Regions from separate parts of the Mus musculus genome. Here region 1 is linked to region 2. Evidence: chromatin loops called from intact Hi-C (ENCODE). Cell type or tissue: gastrocnemius. All regions are shown on one strand. Links, peaks and the distances in the headings refer to the core of each region. The heading gives the core; the rest is flanking DNA.

The links. Hi-C counts contacts between places; a loop is a spot of excess contacts. Peaks named below come from ENCODE experiments on the same cell type or tissue, not always from the same donor. Only the 100,000 strongest peaks of a DNase experiment are listed, where the experiment ranks them.
Region 1: it touches region 2 in a loop (2.8-fold over the local background); 3 of 42 quality-filtered maps call a loop at or near these places.

What each region holds. Positions count from the first base shown.
Region 1 is chr10:56,392,353-56,397,737 of GRCm38, forward strand. It overlaps Gm36460 (a long non-coding RNA gene), which reads left to right and starts at 2,786. Exons shown (of 3, transcript XR_871653.2): 1 at 2,786-3,069. In gastrocnemius, for the core only: no CTCF peak of the experiment used is centred there; no DNase peak of the experiment used is centred there.
Region 2 is chr10:56,837,904-56,843,288 of GRCm38, forward strand. No RefSeq gene overlaps it. Among named protein-coding and RNA genes, the nearest start is that of Gm36769, 95 kb to the right of the region's middle. In gastrocnemius, for the core only: a CTCF peak has its summit at 3,026 (motif pointing left); DNase peaks (open chromatin) are centred at 1,258, 1,508, 1,842 and 3,026.

The sequences.
Region 1 (5,385 bases), core at 260-5,259, 450 kb before region 2:
GTTATAAAGTAGAGAATGAATGAATGATTTAGTTCCTGCTCCCAAAAGCATACAAAATTAATCCTTCCAGTTATTGGAACATTTATGTTGTTTATTTTTCTAATATACATATATAGAGAGATGATGTCATTACATTTTCTGTTTGTGTTTTGAGACAGGTAGCCCAGGCTGGGCTGACCTCAGACCTCAAACTTACTATGTAGCTGAGGCTGAATTCCTACCTGACAAGTTTGTAACACCACATCCAAAAAATTCTCTAAACTTTTTTAGGGAGAGACAGAAAAGCCATTTGAAGCCAAATGGGACAATTTAGCTGAGATGTAGCTCAACAATAGATAGCTCCAGAGTGACATAATGAAATAGTAGATGCCCTGCCCATAGTCACAGGCTATGGGTTCAATCCCCGTCACTACACACAATTTTTATTTTTAAAGATTTATTAGTTTTATTTATGTGTCTCTGTGCGTTTATGGGTACCACATACATACAAGTACCCACAGATGCCAGAGAGCATCAGAACAGGCGGTTGTGGGTCCACAGATGTGGGTGCTGGGAACAGAACACACATACACCATTGTTAATTGTGGCAGAACTGTCTCATATCTTTAGATATTGGAATGGCCAGTTCAATTCCCTTATTTTATTCAGTGAATTTTCATTTCAGATGTTTGCGTTAAGCTTCCAAGCCAAGGGCTGTTCCTTTATCATATTTTGTGAAAAGTGTTCAACTTCTCCACCTGCCCAGGGTGTTAGGCCCCCACCCACACATTACCTTTTCTAAAAATTCCAGATAACTTCAGTTTCCAACATGCCAAAACAGCTGAGCTTTGTGTTTCAAGGACAAAAAAAAAAAAAAAAAAAATGAAGTTGGAGAGCTTATTAAAATCTTAAAAGTGAGTTTTCTCCATAAACGGCAGCACACCAACAGTAGGAACATGTTTATAGCCTTTATTGGCTCCTCGCTTCTGTTTTTACCTTCTCTTCGTTGAGGCAAATATAATTGAGCCTCTGACATGTCAGAGTTTGCAGCTGGCAACTTTCAGAACTCAAGAGGAGACGTGGAACAAACCACACAAAATAGTGCATGCAGAAGGCCCCGAAAACAGGGGAGCCTGTGGAAAAGATTGTTCACTTGGAGGTATTCAAAACAGTGAGATTTTAAGTTAGTTTTTGTTTTGTTTTGTTTTGTTGGGGTTTTTTCCCTCCTGATCACCAGATGTTTCTGGGAAATGACTAAATGCTTACTTGAGCTCTAATGTGTAGAGAAATTTCAGTGCCCACACACTTTCTTGTTAAATATAAACAGTCCCAGGAGGCACCCCTCTATAACCCCAACACACACACACACACACACACACACACACACACACACACACACACACACACAAGAAAAGCCAAATCCTCTGCCCCAGTCATTTAATGCACGGAGACACCTGACCCCACACAATGTGGTTCACAGTGGACCTATTTGGGAGTTTCTGCTACACCCTTTCCAGGTAGTTTTAACTATGTTGATCTCCAGATTTGGTTAAGTCTGTATAGGAGAGGTTTTCCTTGCTCTGGTAGCAGAAGCCCATTCAATTATTTTGCTTTATTGGTAAATAAAACCAGGCATCAGGCATTCACGTCTTTATTCTCAGCATTGAGGGGAGGCAGAAGGGTTTGGATCTTTGTAATTTCTTTTTTCTTTTCTTTTCTTTTCTTTTCTTTTCTTTTTTTTTTTTTTTTTTTTTTTTTTTTTTTTTTTTTTTTTTTGGTTTTTCGAGACAGGGTTTCTCTGTGTAGCTCTGGCTGTCCTGGAACTCACTCTGTAAACCAGACTGGCCTCGAACTCAGAAATCTGCCTGCCTCTGCATTCCGAGTGCTGGGATTATAGGCGTGTGCCACCACGCCCGGCTCAGATCTTTGTAATTTCAAGGATAGTGTGTTTTACATATTGGTAAGACTTTGTGTCAAAAAGAAGGAGGAAAAGGAAGAGGAAAGTTAATACTAATGCTTGGCTATAGGAACACATGTATATCCTCAGATGGGAAATTTGAGGATAGGTTGGACTACATAGAGAAGTCTAGATGGGTTTGGTGGTGGGTGCTTTTAATTATAGCACTCATCAGACAAGGCAGGGCAGGTAGAAGCAGATTTCTGTGAGTTCCAAGTCAACTAGAGATACAGTGAGACCCAGTCTCAAAAATAAACAAACAAAAAACAACCCCAAAACAAAAGCAAAACAAACAACAACAACAAAAGCCACAGAAAACAAAACAAAACAAAAAGCAAACATGGAAGTACAGCTATTGAAGATTGTATATAAGGGCATACACTTACATGCCACATACTGTACATATGTGTTTCCATGCACAAACAACCATACACACATGAATGCATATCATAAATTGTATACACACACACACAACTCTATAAACAAGAAAAGAAAAGAAAAAAGACCCTAGCCTGATTAGATGATTAGATGGTTTGCCAGGTAATGGTGCCAGCTTGCCAACCTAACAACCTGCCAATCAAATCCCCAGGATTTGCATGGTAGATGGGGAGTAGTAACCCCTGCCCTGTATTATCTCTTCATCACAATAAAGGTGCAGTGGGAGGAATTCTCACACATGTACACACAAATGCATAAATATAAAAAAATAAAAGTACACCATTGTTAGTCACAAACTTAGAACATGACTCTTACTGAGCTTAACTGGAAGTCCCTTAGAACTAGAGGATAAACTATCAGCATTCCTTGAACAGATCTAAGAGTGTCACGGGTGTCACATCTAGCCAGAGTTCCAGAGTCTGAATGTCCAGAACCTAGCAAAACTCTGATGTTTCTAACACAGCTGTGGCTCAAGCTCACGATTTTGCCTCCAACTCACAGCCACTAGAATGAAACCTCACTGGAGTGGTTCTCCGTCTCATAGAGCGCCTCACTATCAAGAGAACTAGAAGTGCTTATATACCTGGGGCAGTGACGAGACTGTGACTGTAGGACTTGAGAGGCAGAGGCAGGAGGCAAAGGCAAGCTCAAGGCCAACCTGGGAGCCTAGTGAGTACCAGCCCAGCTGGGGCCAGGTAACAAGACTCTTTCAAAACCCAATAGAAAAGTAAGCATGGTGGAACATGCCTGAAACCCCAGGAGGAGGGAGGTGGAGGCAGGACAATCAGAAGTTTAAGATCATCCTGAACTGCACAGTGAGTTCGAAAACAACACTGAATATATGAAGGATTTGCCTCAAGAACAAACAAAATCAATCAATCAGTCAATCAGTCTCGGGAAAGCCATCCTACATTAATGATTTTCATATTTTAGTGAGGCTGAGAATGATGGAATACACCTTTAATCTCAGCATTTCGGAGGCAGGGGCAGGCGGACCTCTGGGAGTTAAGGGGTAGCCTGGTCTACATAGTGAGCTCCGGGACAACCAGGACTATGTGGAGTCTATGTCTTTAAAAAAAAAGAAAACCATATTTTAGTAAAACTAAAATAATTTGTAATTTAAGTGTAACTACATCTGGCAGTCTAACATGAATAATTCAGTATATGTCAGCACTGTAGCAGAAGCCAGGCATGGTGCAAGCATGCCTGTAATTTCAGGACTCTGGAGGTAGAGGCAGGAGGATTATAAAGTCTAAGGCAACCAAACCAAAACAACAGCAACAAAAACCAAAACCTGATGACCAAGGGGCCCCTGATATTTTCTGTAGAATTCATAATTTATAATGTTTACTTGATAGTTTAAAAATAAAACCAGCATATATGATAAACTATAGCACAGCTGGGCTTATCATCCCTTTGAGTTAAAAGCTTTTGGTCTGTTGTTTTAGTCTGCTTTTATCTAGCTGCTTGAAGCTTTGCTGGTCCGTGACAGTGTAGAAAAACATAATACTTTCATCACACACTGATTGTTGCTGACGTTTATTGTCTTTGTGTGTGTGTTTGTGTGTGTTTATGTGTATGTTTGTGTGTGTGAATATGTGTATGTTTGTCTGTATATTTGTGTATGTTTGTATGTGTGTTTGTGTATGTATGTGTATGTGTGTTTGTGTATATGTGTGTTTGTGTGTGTATTTGTACATATATGTATGTGTGTGTGTGTGTTTTGTTTTTGAGACAGACTTTGACCTTGTAGCTCAGGCTGGCCTTCAGCTCGCCATCCTCCTGCCTCAGGTCTTTCACAAACTTGTACCTCCATGCCTGACATCCTGGAGTTAGAGTTCTGTAACTGGTTTCCCACCTTGAATCAACAATTGAGGTTAAAATGGGTTAAACATGAATTTTTTATTTTAAATCAAGTTCTTTCCTTTCTTCTTCTTGATCATATTTTAGAACCATTTTTGATTCAATTCTTGTGGTTCATCTGTGGACTCAAACACCCTTCATGTAAATACCTTGACAACCCACATCTCACCCCTACGTGTATTTGCCTTTTAAAAACAAGTGCCAAGTGAAATATCTCAAAAGTAGCTTTGGGTAATCCAGCAGATGTTTCACCTTTGTAATTAAAGCATTCCACTGAGATCCATCAGAAACGTGTTGAATTTTTATCTTTCCTCAGGTTCTCACTTGTCTGGGGGACTTGAAGTATTTCCTAATTAAAGAGGATGAGAGATGCAGGTGATCATTATCTAAAACTCCAAACGTAGCAAATGTGGGAACGAGGGTACTGCTTGGCACGTGACCAGTGATTTCAGTCAGCGTTAGAGCAAGCTCAAACTCTAACCTGATGATTCTCCCTGATAATAAGCTATTATGGGTGAGAAGAGCTAAGGAAGCTGTAATATAAACTGGGCTTGGAGACACACACCCAGAGTCCCAGTTTGGGAGCTATAGGCAACAGGATTAGGAGTTCAAAGCCAGCTGAGGTTATATGGTAGGCCATCTCAAAGTATAAACTATGGAACTTATATGTTACAAGTAACTGAATTAAAGGAGTTTTCAGAGTAGGAATCTGTCCACATGAAATTATACTAAAGTTGAAAGAACTAGTTGTCATAGGTACTGGAAAGTGTTTTTAATCCCAGCACTTGGGAGGCAGAGGAAGATGGATCTCTGTGAGTTCAATGCCAACCCGGTCTATATAGCAAGCTCTAGGACAGCAAATACTAAAGAGAACCTATCTCAAAAACAAAACAAAACAAAACAAAATAAAACATCTTTTAGGAAGGAAGGAAGGAAGGAAAGATACATTCTGATAGAAAGGGGGAAAGGGGAGTTGCACAGCTGTTGAGACAGAGGCATCTGTAGACGTTCTGCTCATGCCAGCAGCATGTCTGTTTGGGAAGTAAAGCCTTAAAGGGGAATGTTCACGGCCAGGTTAGCTCAGTGGCAGAGTTCCTGCCTTGTTGGATTACCAGTTTTGCCTACATCATAGGGCAAAGAAAATTAAC
Region 2 (5,385 bases), core at 167-5,166:
GCTCTTATTTTGTGCTACCCAGCAAAGTGGAGACTCATGAAGACATTTGAAACAGCTAACAAAAATACAGTCAAAAATGAAACCAAAATAATAAACAATGAAAAGAAAGGAAATCCCCCCAGAGTCTTTTTAAAAAGTGTGTTGCCATCCTTAGCACTGAAAATTTTGCTAGAACTGATTGCCTACTGAGGCATGAGTTCATTTTACTTAAGAAGCCAATTCCTATGTTTCTTTCACGTTATCTCCTAAAATATTTTCCCCAGATCAACCAATATGGCAATACAGAAATGCGAGAGCCAGCCTGTGACAGGGGGTAGGGCTACATTTATCCACATTTACTCATTTATAGGAAAAGAAAAACAAATGCTTTCAAAGATTTTTCTCTTATTTGTTTTTTTCTCACTTTGGTTGTTTTCTTTAAAAAATAAAAATACAGAGTAACTCTTTAAGGGATTAAATGATGTCTGAGTTTACTTAAGACAGCTAGCTACTGTATTTGGTTAGACTCTCCAGAAACAGTAAAATACAAATTGAGTGTGTAACAAGATGTTAAGGGGAAGTAAGGAGGGGCTGGAAAGATGGCTCAATAGTTAAGAGCATTGGCTGTTTTTCCAGAGGACCAGGGTTTCATGCCCAGGGGCCACACCATGGCTCACAATCATCAACAGCTCTAATTCCAGGGGACCCGATACCCTCTTCTGGGTATCAGATACATGGACATCTGCATTCATACTAACACACATATGCACACACACACACACACACACACACACACACACACACACACACACAAACAAACAATAAATCATAAAAAAGAAGTAAAGAAACTTAAGGAAAAATAATACCATTTAAATTAGTTATAATTGCTTAAGTTCCTTCTTTCCTTTCTTCCTCCCTCCCTCCCTCCCTCCCTCCCTCCCTCCCTCCCTCCCTCCCTCCCCCTCTCTCTCCCTCTCTCTCTCTCTCTCTCTCTCTCTCTCTCTCTCTCTCTCTCTCTTTCTTTCTTTTTCTTTTTTAAGGAGGGAGCTTTATTGATGTTTAAAGTTAATGAAACCTATAAAGTGTTTAAAAAAGGAAAGGACTATCTCCATTTGCAGGAGTCTGCCTTACGGCCTGGAGCTGTGAAGGGGGGTGTGGCACTACCTCTCCTGTGATCTATACCAAGCAGGGAGAGATTCAGACAAGGTGGTTTGGGATTAGGCACAAGAACTAATGGCTTTCCTAATTATTCCAAGGGGTCCTGTGATTGGGCTCGAGGCCAGCACACTTTGGCCAGCAAAGCCTCTCAATTAAGTACAGTCTGCACGCCAAGTTCCTCAGTAAGAGCACGTGAAAGGGCTTCTTTTGACTTTTGATCAAATCCATTTAAATTCTCTGCCATGGGACCCTAACTGTGTCTGGAATCCCTCATACCTGGGCGGCCTTTTTATTAGGTTTTTGTTCTTAGCGTGGAGCTTCTGGTCAGTAGGGTCACAGCGCTCTCACGTACATGTGTTCATAATAAAACATTGCTGTGGAGCTGGGTAGAAGCCAGGCATCTGTCTACATTCCTCTTCGGTCTTGGAGGCAAGAGACCTGCCTAATACCCCTGTGAGGGCTGGACACTAGATCAATACTTACTGAATTGAAAAACAAAACAAAACAAAACCAAAAACAAAACTGAAAACAAACAAAAAATCCTAAACAAGAAAGTTCTTGAGCTAGCAGAGTATGTACCAAATAAACAGATGGTATACATTTCCTAGACTCCTTGCTTGCCCATTTTCTCAGTTACCCTTGGTGAGGACTGCTATGTTCGCACTCTGAGGCTAACAGAAGTTTGTCACCCCGGGAAGCTCAGGGGGATGGCAGTGTGCCTACCTTGTGGCTGTCCTTTAATCCCTCTTGCTTTGAAATGCTCATTTGCAACCAGGAAGGCAGGTCCCCTGCTTGGATCTGGTCAAGGGGCTTGTAAAAGAGGCTCTCACTTCAGTTCAATTCCTGTTCTCTTCAAGTTTAAGAAAAAGGAATGTTGGCTAACATTTAGTCCTGGGGACATACTTTCAGGTTTCATCAGTGTCTTCTCTGTTGATTTTAAAGGATAACACAGCATGCCCATAATTCAGGAGGACTTAGGTGAGTTCCCTCTAAGATATTCCCCTATCTTAAGTTGGAGGAGTTAGAGTCAGTAAATGAAATGACTGAGCCCCCAAGCAAGAGCCAGGGCAGTCTGGCACATGCTCACAGCCTTGGGCTGCTCTAAGTTGTCTTACTTGGAGCAAAGCAAATCTGAGAGAGCCAAAGCAAGAGACAGAGACAGACAGACAGACAGACAGACAGACAGACAGACAGACAGAGACAGAGACAGAGAGACAGAGGGAGAGAAGGAGAGAGACAGGGAGAGAGGGAGAGACAGAGAGACAGCAACAGAGAGAGACAGAGACACTAATGCTACCATTATTCTGATGAAAAATTGGTAACTACTGAGCTTGTAATTCTCAACCAGGAAGATTTAGAAAACTGGTCAAAATGTATTTCTCCAAGTTGAAACAATATTTGCAAAGGGACTTCAGAAAGAACAAAAACCTGTGAGGTGGGACAGGTATTACCTGAAAGAAGTGCTGGTGGCCGGAGCAGGAGCAAACTGGTGTATTTCGGTTGTTGGAATTCTTGTCAACATCAGAGATGCTAGCATACCTTTATCTAAGAATGTCAGTGGCTGTGTGTAGCCCTTCGGTCCTTATTTTTAATGCATACCTCCTACTCTATGGTGTTTTTTATTTTTGTTTGTTTGGTTTTGGTTGTGTTTTATTTTCATTTTTAAATTTTAGGACAACTTTGCTAAGTAGTAGGAGACTAGCTCAGTGACATTTTCCAAAAGTCATGATTTTAAAAAGAACGGAAGATTCTGCTGTGCAGAAGCAATGTGTTCTTGTTTTTATTTTTGAAACCGACTTCTTAATTGAAAAAGCTCAACCCATTCCTATGAACCCAGTCAGGTTCTTAACTTGACCCTTCTACAGCACTCCTCCCTTTGAGCGCCCCCTTGAGGTCAGCATCTTCATAAACAGGGCCTTCCTGTCAATCACTGTTTTCTGAGAGGTTTCACAAGCAGCTGAAGAAGGAATCACACAGGTACTGTCAGTGCTAAGGAAACTATCAATGGGAAGGAACGTAAGAGCAATATTTACGGGGATCTCCCCCTGATGTCTTGTTAGATGAAGAAGCACTCAGAGCATCCTCTATATGCAGAAATTGACAGGCATTCCAGAACATTCAGAAACTGGGGGAACTAACAGCATATATAAGCAACCATTCTTCCTGCCTTCCTGACACTTAAAATCTCTTTTACTATCTCTCTTGCTTTGATCTTTTGAAAAGAAATTGCGTCAGCAGGATTCAAATTTGTTCCTTTCTCACTTTATATTTCATTATTTATTCACTCCCTTTCTTCTGCTTTCAGTTATAGTCAATTTTCTGAATACTTCCACCCCAGGATCTCTCTACATCCATACTGGCTTCTTCTGAGAGACAAGCCCATGATTTGGAGTTTCTGTTATAATTTTCAACAAGGATGTTTCAAAGTCATTTCAAACCCGACCCAACCAAACAACATTTGAAAGCTCCAGCTATTTCACGCCAAATGAGCGGCAGCAGCCGCCGAGTGTGGTGAATCTAGATGATTGATCCCTTAGGGCTGAGCCCTCTGGGAATACCTCACAGTAGAGGCTCACACACGCATGAAGGGTCTGAACCAGGTTATTGGTGAGTAACAGTGAACGGAATCAGTACCACACCTATTGCTGCTTCTTTTGGCTCAGAGTTTTCTACAGCCTTCATGCTTCCAAGGTTAGCTTTCCTCTGACGCAACCGTTTTAAAGAGCTGTGTGTGTGGAGGGCTGAGGTTGCTTGCTAAATGGCTAAATGATATTTTCTTTCACTCACATTATTTTTCTTCCCTCTTCTAAGGATATAAGAAGCTAAAACCAGATGATAAAGAAAAGGGTCCAGCCACATTCAACCCACAATAAATACACACATACATACACACCACAATTCTCTCTATTTCTCTCTCTCTCTCTCTCTCTCTCTCTCTCTCTGTGTGTGTGTGTGTGTGTGTGTGTGTGATTTGTAAAGGACTACCCTTGAAAATCAAAAGTGCAATCCTGACTCCCAGTTAAGATTCAATTCTTGAATACCAGGCATTTTCTTTGCTCATTCTGTACCAACTTAAGGCATAGTTTTGTGAGCTGCCAAGCAGCACAGCCCCTCAGGCCCAGCACTGCCCTGATGTCTTCTACAAAGCTGCCCCTCCCTTTCAGCCTTGAAGTGACTCCCAGACCAACTGGACTGTGTCCTGATCCAAAAGGCAACCGCTTTTGATGCTGACCTTTAAATACAATAGATGCTTCCTTCTTTTCATCTCACATCATGTTTCTTTTTAACAAGAACATGGAGACTTTTCTGCAGGACTCACAGCAGACTCTTTTCTCATAGAGAATCATACATAATTAAGAGCATAACTTTGGGTTTTCATGTACAACTTGGTATACCATGAAAAATTTTAGTTTTGTGGAATTTTTTTTTTTTCATGAGGAGGAAGCACCCTCTTTACTGGGATAGCCTCAAGGGTGGAATGAGTTACACTGTGACAGTTTACAAAAAAGGCCATACAGTGATGGAAATTCAATTAAAACATACACACACACTCAAACACACACATTCTCTCTCTCTCTCTCTCTCTCTCTCTCTCTCTCTCTCTCTCTCTCTCTCTCACACACACACACACACACACACACAGAGTCAGATGAACGTATGAAGTTGGAACAGCCTCTATTTCCCTACTTCTGTGAGTTTACACATCGTGTTTGAAAAATGTTCTGTGTTTGGAGGTAGTGTTGCACTTGGCTTAGGTTTTGATGAGACAATCACGAAATCATTAAGCTTTTGGAATTGTATTTTGAATATAGTGCCCATCTGTAAAAGACATGTGGAGATCAGGGACTAACATGACTCGCTTCAGGTCAGGATGCAAACTTAATTAAAATGTGTCCGTCAGCATCACTGACTCCCTTGCATTAGTCTGCCTTCCATACGTGTGGCAAAATACCCAAGGTGGTCAACTTAAAACACCGAAAACTCACTCTGCCTATGATTTCAGAGACTGCTTCATAGTTGCTTAGTCACCAAGCCTTTGATGTCACAGTAGCAAATCTCGGTGGGAGCATGCTGCAGAGAGGAATGTCCTAGTAGGGGTTCTATTCCTGCACAAAACATGAGCAAGAAGCAAGTTGGAGAGGAAAGGGTTTATTCAGTATACAATTCCACATTGCTGTTAATCACTAAAGGAAGTCAGGACGAGAACTCAAAAAGGTAAAAGGCAGGAGTGGATGGAGAGACCATGGA